2 separate regions of the Homo sapiens genome follow, and region 2 is linked to region 1. Evidence: read pairs that join two places in POLR2A ChIA-PET (ENCODE). Cell type or tissue: K562. All regions are shown on one strand. Each heading gives the region's core, and the rest is flanking DNA. Links, peaks and the distances in the headings are about the cores only.

Region 1 (5,376 bases), core at 249-5,248:
CAAAGAGACATGGCAACCAAATGCTACACAGAATTCCAAACTGGATACTTTTGCTATAAAGGAGATCCTTGGGACAAATGGCAAAACAGGAATGGGCTCCAGGGATTAACAGGCAATACTATACCAGTGTTAATTTCCTGATTCCCATGGTTGTATTGCAGCTATGCAGCTATGCAACATGCAGCATGTCCTACAAACAAATCCATTGTTTGTAGGACATACACATTAAATTTTTCAGGAGTGCTGGGGCATTGGCTGGTGACTTACTCTCAGCAGTTCAGGGGGAATAAAGGTTTTTGTACTATACTTGCAACTTCACTATACATTTGAGATTATCTCAAAACAAACAAAATGGAAGGCTTTGACAAAGTTAGGGAGTTTTCTATTATTCTCACTTTCCTAGACTCCCTTAGAGCTAGGGATGCACACACAGCTCTGGTGAATGAAACACAAGCAGAAGAGTGCTGGGAATTTATGGGGGAAGCTTGTGCTTTTCTGACACAGACTCCATCCCGTCCTCTATCTTCCAGAACATGGACGTGATACTCAGAGGAAAAGCATTCTGGATTTTATAACACCAAGATGACATATATGAAGAGTAAAACCCTTACACCAAAGATGGCAGAGAGCATGCTCAAAAGATGCTGGCTTCCCCCAAGCAAGACGATTGCCTACTGCAGAAAGCTCTGAGTGGGACTGCAGGGCGGCTCAGGAGGACAGCAGGGAGAGGTCTGTCATTCCGCTGTGCAGTGTGGCCTCTTCCTCCTGCCATCATCCCTGCACCCACCCTTCATGCTGGCTATTACATAAACAAATCATAAAATAAAATATTAATTTAAAAAAAAAACAGAGGAAGAGAAGAAAAGAAAATTACAACGAAAACTTTAAAGTCAGGAAGAGGGCTGGGGACAGTGGCTCACACCTGTAATTCCAGCACTTAGGAGGCCGAGGCGGGTGGATTGTGTGAGGTCAGGAGTTCAAGACCAGCCAGGCCAACATGGTGAAACCCCATCTCTACTAAAAATACAAAAATTAGCCAGGCGTGGTGGTGCACACCTGTAATTCCAGCTACTCAGGAAGCTGAGGCAGGACAATGGCTTGAACCCGGGAGGCAGAGGCTGCAGTGAGCCAAGATCACGCCACTACACTCCAGCCTGGGCTCAATGAGTCAGGGGTGCTGGAGGAGCATTCCTAGAGAGAAGTATTTGGTGAAGAAGCCAACCAAATTTGGGGGTTGTGGAGATAGCCATGGGTGGATAGGGATGTGTGAAACAAGATGCTAATACACAACTCTTTCTTCCTCAGTTTTGAAGGAGAGCCCAAAGGCTTGGCGCAAACTGATAGGTGCAAAATGAGCCCACATTCCAGAGTGAGGGCTAAACCATCTACAAGGGACACACAACTGAGATATTGAAGAACCCACTTTACAACCCTGAGCACATCAAGCACTTACAGGTGTTAAAGATTGAGATGGAAAGTGGGGAGTAAGTGGAGAGAGACAGAACTTGATTTCCTTGGAGAAAGATGGAGAAATGTTCTGAGGAAGAAGCCTGCCCTTCACATGAAAACAAGTGATTGGGGCTTTCAGGAACCACTTGGCGACCATAATAGAAATAAGCGACTGGAGCTGGACCCACGCCTGCAAAGGTAATGAAGGCAAGAACCTGTGGCTGGTTATCTGCCTGGGCATAGCCAAGTAAAGACTGTTGTGTTGGGAAGTAGCCGTAATCCCATGACAGTAGGACCAAAATGCTGATGAGAGCCCAGCAAGGGATGGTGGCCTGGGGATGCTGTTCATATAGCCTGCCTGGAGGAACAATGGGGTCCCCACAAGAGTCTGTATGGTGTGGACTAAAGGATGCATAGGCGCTAAGGGAGGGGTGATGAATGGAGAGCTGGAGGAAAGGCAGGGTCAGTATCAAGGAAGCTGCCAGCAGAGAAGCCCAACCCCTGTGTAAGAAACCTATGTAAGACCCAAGAGAAGAAAGTCAGCTTTAAACACCTGCCAAGGCCAGAAAATTCTGTGCTATCCTACAACAGTACCAGCCGAGCAAGACCTTTCCTGCTCTTTGCATCTCCTCCCTCTCCCAGAGCAGCAGCCCCAGAGGACAAGAGGCAGCCTAGTGAGAAGGGGAGGAGGAGGAGATGTACACAGCAGGGAAACAGATGAAGTTCATCACCATCCATTATTCCCCACTGCAGCTCCTGGCCTGATGCAGACAAAGGCTGAGAGAGAGGAGAAGTTTAAATGTCATAAGAAATTTGGAGTTTTGATTCAGTAGAAAGGAAATAAGTGATGTTTCAAGAGGGAGAGGGGATATCAGCAGGACCAAAGGTCCCAAGTAGACAGGAGATGGGATCGATCCAATGTTTAAGTGGGGATGGGGGTGGGGGAGCTGCCTCAATAGGAGTAAGGGCTGTTGGTCCACTGTAGCTGGGGATTGAGGGCGTGGATTGACTAGGGAAGTGTAGCTGGACTTCCAGGCAGTTCTGAGCCTCGTTAGAGATGCATCATCTTGTATTCAGGGTAGAATCAGTCCACACGGTTGCGGTTTTCCTCTGGCCACGTTTGCTTTCTTGGAATGGTATAGAATGAGCAGAGAGCTGGATCTACATAAGGTTAGGGTTTTGCTGGGAAGGTATGTTGGAGGAAGACCAGGACATGCCCAAAGGGGTGGTTATGAAGGGCCATAGAATCTATACTGGGTTAGGAAGGAAGTGAAGACAGGAGGGGATGAAGGAAAATTTCAGGGCTAGGGTAGCAGAGGTCTTAATGAGTAGGAAGAATTGTGGGCGTGATTGTGACTATAGGCAGCCATTACAGAACAACCCTAAAATGGTAGAAACAAATCTATCAACACCATTCACTCCTACTTTCCCACCCATTGACCTCTTCATTTCTGATTATCTGTTGTTCTGACCCTCTGGTCCCTGGCATGTCCTGTTCATCCTTCAGCAAACTACTAGAGCCGTAAACCCTCCCCCAGTTCTTGGCATTGCAACAACACTAAGAGGGTTTCCCCTCCAACTTTCATTTCCTATTTTCTTTTGTCTTATAAATTTCCACTTCTGGACCTGTGTGCTTTTGATAAAGCTCAGTGATTTTTCAGAAGCTCAGAGGTCAGGACAGATGTGTAACTTTCCCTGACTCCAGTTGGGTAAAGTGTTCTGTCTCTCATGTAAGAATTTTTCCCATGAGAGAGTTCTGGGAGACAAGAAATATCCCAACTCCTCTAGACAAGCTGTAGGAAATAATGGAAAATCTTATGGCCACAGACCCACTAGCACCATCCTGCTAAACTGGTAAAGAGGCTAGAGCTTGAGACCTGGAAAATGCCAGGGTACTGCAGCCAGAGAACTATCCTTAGAGCACAAGGGTCCCGGAGGAATAAAGCTAGATGTTGCCAAGTTGTTTTGACTCTATAAGCTGAAGCATATACAGTCAGGAGCTGCCCAGGCAAGGCAGAACCTGCAACTTGTGTGCTGTGCTGTCTTGGTCAAGTACACATGGTGGGTAGAACCGAAAAAAAAAAAAAAAAAAACCCATACATGGTGTTTTTCAACCTCTGTTCTTTCCCAAGCAGGTGTCTATTCTGCCTTCTGAAGACAAAATCTCCTTAAGGAAGTAGAGCCCTCACTAAATCTCCCATGATACGCCCTGAGCTTCTAAAGGGAGTGATCTTAACACTGGCATATTTATTCTCTGACTCTAAGTAAAAGAGGGACTCCAGCAGCAGTGCTCCGGAGCCAGCCCATCCTGCCTTGCAAGAACTGACAGTGAAATTTTCCAGAACTCTGAGAGCCAGTTGTTAAAGGCATATGTCATTTGAAAATAAATTATATAAACTTAAAATTATATCACATTAAAAATAAAAGTAATAAGTACTCAAAACTCATCACTTGCTAATTATTTTACTGTATTGATTAGTATCTTCACTCTTGAGGTTACATACCCCCTACTGCATCTACGTGGTAGAAATACTCTGAAATGGGGTACTCCTGGGCATCTCCTCCTAACCCCACACTCAGTGACTTCACTTTGGTAGTTCCAAACAGGCCATGGAAATCAGCAAACACTGCAAGGCAATGCCCCACCCCTACCTCCCAGACAGCTGATTGTTAAACCTTTACCAGCACATCACTGGACTCCAGGGGCCCAGGAGGGTCAGTGGGAAGAACCACAGCTTCAGCCCACCCCAGGAGCCTGCCATTTTCCCTGTCTGGTGCATGCCCCCTCCCCTGTGCAGGGAGAGGGCAATACTGCATTTACTCACTTGAAGGGCATCTTGGCCAGATGGTTTCCCTCAGACAGTGGTGCTAAGGAGCTGGCTAGGAAAATATTTTCCCAACTCTGCCTGGCTTCCTTTGAACAGGAATAAAACTGGTTCTCAGAAATGCAGCCAGTAGGTAAGTAAATAAGGCAGCTGTGCTCCGAGTTCCAGCTGAAATAAATAAAACTTATGAGTCTGGTTTGCATAAAGAGAAAGCTTATGGATTCAGATTTTCCTCCCTTCCTGCCCTCTGGTCTCTCTCCTACAACAGGACCCCATGTGTGCCTGCATCGCCCTCCCCGCTTCCCCGGGGATGTGATCACCACCTGGTTGTTCATTGGCTATAGTACAGGATAAACTTGCAGCTTTCTGGACACTTGTTTCCAATGGTGGAGCTATTTATTTCTCTTTTCATAGTAGACATTGCCTAGCCTCCATGGGCCCTTTCAAGGGTCCATGTTCAAGGATCTCCTGTTCTGAGCTGGAATAACCCCCCAGCCCCTGAGTCCATTTGAAGTTAGGTCATTTCACTTGAGGGCCAAGGACAGAAGAAGGAGATGGGGAATCTAGCAGGTTTAGGAATTCAGCTAGATTTCTGACATGCCCTGAAAATAGGTGATTGCCTTTACTACCCTAAAATCTGATGGTGAATTAACCACACACAGATGTACTTTGCACATGCACTTCATGTGAGTATATGCCAGGGGCACTGCAGAAATAGCTCTATTTACTAGTTTCTATTTATTCACATTATGTGTTAGAGTGTGGTGTGTATGTGTATGTATGTGTTAGGGTGTGGTCTGTTGTGAACCCAGATGCAGGTATACATGTATGTGTGTAGACGGGCATATGTGAGGGTCATTTTCTAGATGCCTGGGCATTTAAACGTGTATGGAATTATGTGTGAGTAGCTATGTATGTTTCTCTGTGTCTTTGTATAGGCAGATGTGATTGTGTGCGTGCAGGACTGAGCCTCGTGACTTCTGAAAACCTGGTTGAAATGCTGGGAGAATGTCATCATCTTCTAAAAATAGAGGAGCTGAAATATTTTGAAGAAAGGATTGAACACACACACACATACACACACCCCCAAACACATTTCTGT
Region 2 (5,376 bases), core at 121-5,120, 330 kb before region 1:
ATCACCAGTGACAGCCACGACCTGCCGGTGTTCCCCAACAGTGCTGTCAATTATGCCTGGGAGAAACAGACACACCACAGTGAGCTTTTCTGGTCTCCCCCACCCTTCAGTTCCTACCACCCGCCACTCCTTCTACTTTCTTCTTTCCTTCCCTTTTCCCTTTCCTAGAAGTTCTACAGGAACCACCTAAGGGCAGTAAGTTGTTTCATGAGTAGCACTGAACTAAGTTTGTCCTCATCCGGTACCCTAAGACAGCTATGAAGAACACATAGGATGGATTTCAAGGCAGAGACCTAGGGGTCAAACTGCACCATTTCCACGTACCAGCTGGGTAATTTGGGTAAGTTACTTGTCTTCTCAGCCTCAAACTTCCTCATTTGTAAAATGGGAATACCTGCCCTGCCTAGTTCACAGTACTATTGGTAAATAAGACATGATCATGTTTTTAAGAACCCATGCAATTGCCAGGTGCGGTGGCTCACGGCTCTAATCCCAACACTTTGGGAGGCCGAGGTGGGCGGATCACCTGGGGTCAGGAGTTCGAGACCAGCCTGGTCAACATGGTGAAACCTTGTCTCTACTAAGAATACAAAAATTAATCAGGCATGGTGGCATGCGCCTGTAGTCCCAGCTACTCGGGAGGCTGAGGCAGGAGAATCACTTGAACTCACGAGGCGGAGGTTGCAGTGAGCTGAGATTGCACCACTCCACTCCTGCCTGGGTGACAGAGCAAGACTCGGTCTCCAAAAATAAAAACAAAAAATAAAAAAAATAAAAACCCAACAACTTTATTGTGTGTCATACTCACCAAGGGCTCAGATGTTTGCTAACTGTATGTTCTCCCCACTAGCCTGGGAGCTCTCCTAGGACCTCCCTATTTGGACAGGAGAGTGGCTTTGGCTGGTGGTTCTTATCTGTCCTCGCCCTGGCCTGCCTTCAGCTGTTGCAGGCACCTATTTGGAAGCCAACCTCACCTTTCACCAGGGTGTGCTTGTCAGTGGGAGAAGATCGCGCCAGGACCCGAAGCTTAGGCCAGATCTTGTCCAGCTTTTCTTGCTCTACCTGCCAACACCAGACCACACCTGGATCAGTCAAATGCAGAAAAGCTATCCAGGAAAATCTTAACTTCTCCATACACTTGGAGTCACTGGGAGATTGGGTACACCACAGTCCCACATGAAAGTGTTATTCTGGATTAAGCAGAGATGAAACAGCCAACCAGTCTCCAAGGGTAGATTCATGGATGATGACCATTCAGGCCCTGCTTTTTTTCTTTTTCCTCCCAAGTCCCTACCTGGCAGCCAATCCCCCATTTCCCAGACCTTTAATGGGAGGTGGGCCAGGGTTGGCTGTTGGCTCGGGTGGGTAAAGTGGTGCTTCTGAGGTCTTAGGTTTGATTTCTATGTAGCTCAGGAAAGCTTGGATCTGTGCCACCGCCAGACCACATTCTCCTTTAGCCACTGTTAGCCAAAGGGCAGGGACACAGGAGGGGTGGGCTAGGGGGAAGTCAGTATAAAAAACTGAAAAAGCAGAAAGACAAGAAAAGTTAGTGACACTGTCTCAAAAGATAGCTTGTGAATGAAGCTAGCAAGCTTCATTCACAAGCAACTCCCCCCCTCTTTTTTTTTTCTTTTTTGAGACGGAGTCTTGCTCTGTTGCCCAGGCTGGAGTGCAGTGGCATGATCTTGGCTCACTGCACCCTCCGCCTCCCAGGTTCAAGTGATTCTCCTGCCTCAGCCTCCCCAGTAGCTGGGACTACAGGTGCACGCCACCATGCCCAGCTAATTTTTGTATTTTTGGTAGAGACGGGGTTTCACCATGTTGGCCAGGATGGTCTCTATCTCTTGACCTTGTGATCCACCCGCCGTGGCCTCCCAAAGTGCTGGAATTACAGGAGTAAGCTACCGCGCCCAGCCGGCAACTCCCAATGTTACCATATCAGCAGTTTGGTACAAGGAGATGTTTCACTACGAATAGCTTTCACTTTAGAAACCACCCACCTTCCCGCACATGACCCAGATGCCTTATGCTAGAACCCGCCTTTTCCTTGTCAGGTGAGGTCCTGGTTCCCCCTAGCCAGGACCCACCTCGCCTTTCTCGTTGCGGATGAGCCGGTTGAATTCTTTGCCTTCTAAGCACAGGAAGTCATCCCCAGGTGTCAGAATGCCACATTTGGTGGCAATGGCCCGGGCTGTGTTGATGTTGTCACCTGTCACCATTCTGACAGTAATGCCAGCTTGTTTGCATTTGGCAATAGCATCTGGCACCTATGGAGAGTGAAGAAAGGGGAAAGGCGCAGATGAGGGTGATGACCCTGGTAAGCTGTCCCTGTTTGTCTGTCCCTTTGTGGCAGACAGGAGAAAGGCACCCTAGAAGTGGTGCCATGCAGCATGGGCTAGGTCTGGTCATTTTGATACTGTTGGGTGCCACCTCACTTCTGTCCTACCCACGGCAGTCACATTTGAATTTGCCCTATTGTACCATGAGTTGAAGGGGAAATTTGCTTTGGGAGTGAGGTGTAAAAACTTGCTCTTTCACTTACAATTGAGACTTCTCGGCAGGGCATGAATGGCATTTTGCGATTTGGCCAGTGCTTTCTTTTCTAGCAGAAGCTTTTGCCACTCTCCACCCACCTGGCCCATGTTCCAACCATATCAGCTCTTTGTAATTTCCCACATGCATGACACCCTCTCATGCCTCTGGGCCTTGAGAATTAATAGTCCATCTGTCTAAACTTCTTAGAAGCAGAGACTTTTCAATCCCCTAGTGTCTAGAATAGTTATCAGCACACAGCAGGTACTCAAAAAGAATGTGTTGATTGAAAGGAGGGAGCTAAAGACAAAGTTGGTGTCCTGGCTAAATTGACCTCCTGACAACACTTAAGTACCAAATAATGAGCCCAATAAGCCCTTTGCTTCTCAACACTCAGACAGCATTAGTCCTAGGAATGCCACATTCGATCATACTGGCACTCCACAGCAGTCCTGTGAAGCAGGAAGCACAGAAACTTCTATCCCTCTAAGTGAGAGGCAGTTAGGTTACCTGCCTGGGGTCACAACTAGAAAGGGAACTAGTACCCCACTTCCTGAGACTCCTGGGTGGCTTCCCACCCTCTCACCTCTGGGCGCACAGGGTCCTCAATGCCCACCACCGCGATACAGGTCAGTTCGGTGAGGATCTCATTCTCATTGTCCCAAGAGGGCTCTGTGTCATCGAAGTCCCGGTAAGCTATGCAGATAGTCCGGAGTCCATCACAGGCCATGGGCTCGATGACAGTGCGTACCATATCATCTCTGTCTTTATTCTTGAATGGCACTGCTTCCCCTTTCCGGTCCAGGATTCGATTACACCTGGGGAGGCGCACAGTAAGAACGCGGTGTCTCCCTTCCCACTCAATACGTTTCTACAATCATTGACAGGTATTTTGGCAACTCTGTATTATTCCTAAAGACATTGCTCCAAGTGTGGCCAAACATTTCCTTCATTCATCACCCAGCTGAGTCCCTCTTTCCAAGGTAGGTGGGCTGTGGATGGAGTTAAGGTCTAGATATATAGAGAGTGGGATTCTCCCATGTCATCTGTTCTTACCCATATGTGAATGCAATGCAAGTCATTTGTGAATCACCTGCTCTTTTGAACTTCTTGAAGGCAGAGAGACTTTTTCAATCCGAGTATTTAGAATAGTGCTCACTGTGTGGTGCTGGTGGTTTGGGGGAGGTTTCCTATACAAGAATGTGCTGATTAAAAGAAGGTGGCTAAAGCCATGTTGGAGCACTGGTTAATTCAGCCCTACTTAGGTATAGTGCCAACTTTTGATGAACTATGGGTAATTTATTAATAGTCACTTTTTTTTTTTTGTAATGGAGTCTCACTCTGTCACCCAGGCTGGAGTGCAGTGGTGCGATCTCAGCTCACTGCAACCTCTGCCTTCTGGGTTCAAGCGATTCTCCTGCCTCAGCCTCCTGAGTAGCTGGGATTACAGGCACGCACCACCATGCCTGGCTAATTTTTGTATTTTTTTTTAGTAGAGACAGGGTTTCACCATGTTGGTCGGGCTGGTTTCGAACTCCTGACCTCGTGTTCTGCCTGCCTCGGCCTCCCAAAGTGCTGGGATTACAGGCGTGAGCCACTGCGCCTGGCCGAATAGTCACTTTTAAAGTTATGTAAATTCCCTGTAATCAGAAATGGGAATGGGAAGGAAAGAGAAGGAAAAGAGAACACAGAACAAACGTTTCTAGTACTTGTTATGTATAAGGCATTTTACATACATTGAATCATTTAGTTACAGTGAGGGGGTAGTACTTTTAGGAGCTGAGTATGGCTATCTCTGTTTTCAGATTAGGAAATGGAAACTTAGGATCGTCCAGGTCTGAATCCTGGCTGTGCCACTATTAGCTGTATCACCTTGAGTGAGATACTTAACTTCCTTATATCTCTGTTTTCTCATCTGTAAAACAGGGATAATCATAGTACCCACCTTACTGAGTTGTGAGGATTAAATACAACAAGCCACCTTAAGCACTTAAAAAACATGCGTGGCCTGAGTAGACGCTTGGATATTAGTTATTATGTCACCACCTGGCTGGAGGGCTCCCTCATTCACATGGGTTCAGTGTGGGGTGTGCACCCATGCCTTCCTGAGGAGAGGATCTTGAAGGGAAGCAGAGTGGTCGGGGGTGCTCACTTGCGCAAGATGATCTCAGAGGCGCCCTTGCTGTACATACGGAAGCCACCGTTGGGATTCCTGATGACGGTGCTCATTGACTTGCGCACTGAGTTAAAGGTGTACACCTTGTAGAGCTTCTCCTCGGGCACTTCATTACGCACAGCCTGATAATCCTGCTTCAGATCTGTGACAAAGCCTAGCAGAGCACACTCGGTCTTGTTGCCCACCTGCCGAGGCAGGCCTCCCTCCTTCTCTGGAGGCTGGGAGAAGAAATATACACAGCACTATTGAGTAAGATGCCTTGACAAGGCAGAGAACTTAGGGAGAAAGAACTCATTTACAAAGCCTTCACATTATATACCTGGAGCTCATAGGGGAAATAACATTTTTTTTTTTCTTTTTTGGAGATGGAGTCTCGCTCTGTTGCCCAGCCTGGAGTGCAGTGGCACGACCTTGGCTCACTGCAACCTCCACCTCCCAGGTTCAAGTGATTCTTCTGCCTCAGCCTCCTGAGTAGCAGGGACTACAGGTACCTGCCACCATGCCTAGCTAATTTTTGTATTTTTAGTAGAGACCGGGTTTCACCATGTTGGCCAGGCTGGTCTTGAACTCCTGACCTCAGGTGATCTGCCCACCTCAACCTCCCAAAATGTTGGGATTACAGGCATGAGCCACAGCACCTGGCATCTTTTTTCTTTTTCTTTTTGACA

What was found. ChIA-PET counts read pairs that join two places held together with the same protein. Peaks named below come from ENCODE experiments on the same cell type or tissue, not always from the same donor. Only the 100,000 strongest peaks of a DNase experiment are listed, where the experiment ranks them.
Region 2: POLR2A ChIA-PET joins it to region 1 with 5 read pairs; 2 of 35 experiments call an interaction of 5 or more read pairs at or near these places.

Annotation. Positions count from the first base shown.
Region 1 is chr1:203,378,969-203,384,344 of GRCh38, reverse strand. It overlaps LOC102723529 (a long non-coding RNA gene), which reads right to left. Exons shown (of 7, transcript XR_922438.3): 5 at 4,275-4,442. Among named protein-coding and RNA genes, the nearest start is that of BMNCR, 26 kb to the left of the region's middle. In K562, for the core only: no CTCF peak of the experiment used is centred there; no DNase peak of the experiment used is centred there; H3K27me3 peaks cover 1,564 bases.
Region 2 is chr1:203,708,851-203,714,226 of GRCh38, reverse strand. It overlaps ATP2B4 (ATPase plasma membrane Ca2+ transporting 4), which reads right to left. Exons shown (of 21, transcript NM_001684.5): 11 at 4,685-4,926; 12 at 3,119-3,350; 13 at 2,088-2,267; 14 at 975-1,062; 15 at 1-56. Among named protein-coding and RNA genes, the nearest start is that of SNORA77, 18 kb to the left of the region's middle. In K562, for the core only: no CTCF peak of the experiment used is centred there; a DNase peak (open chromatin) is centred at 2,763.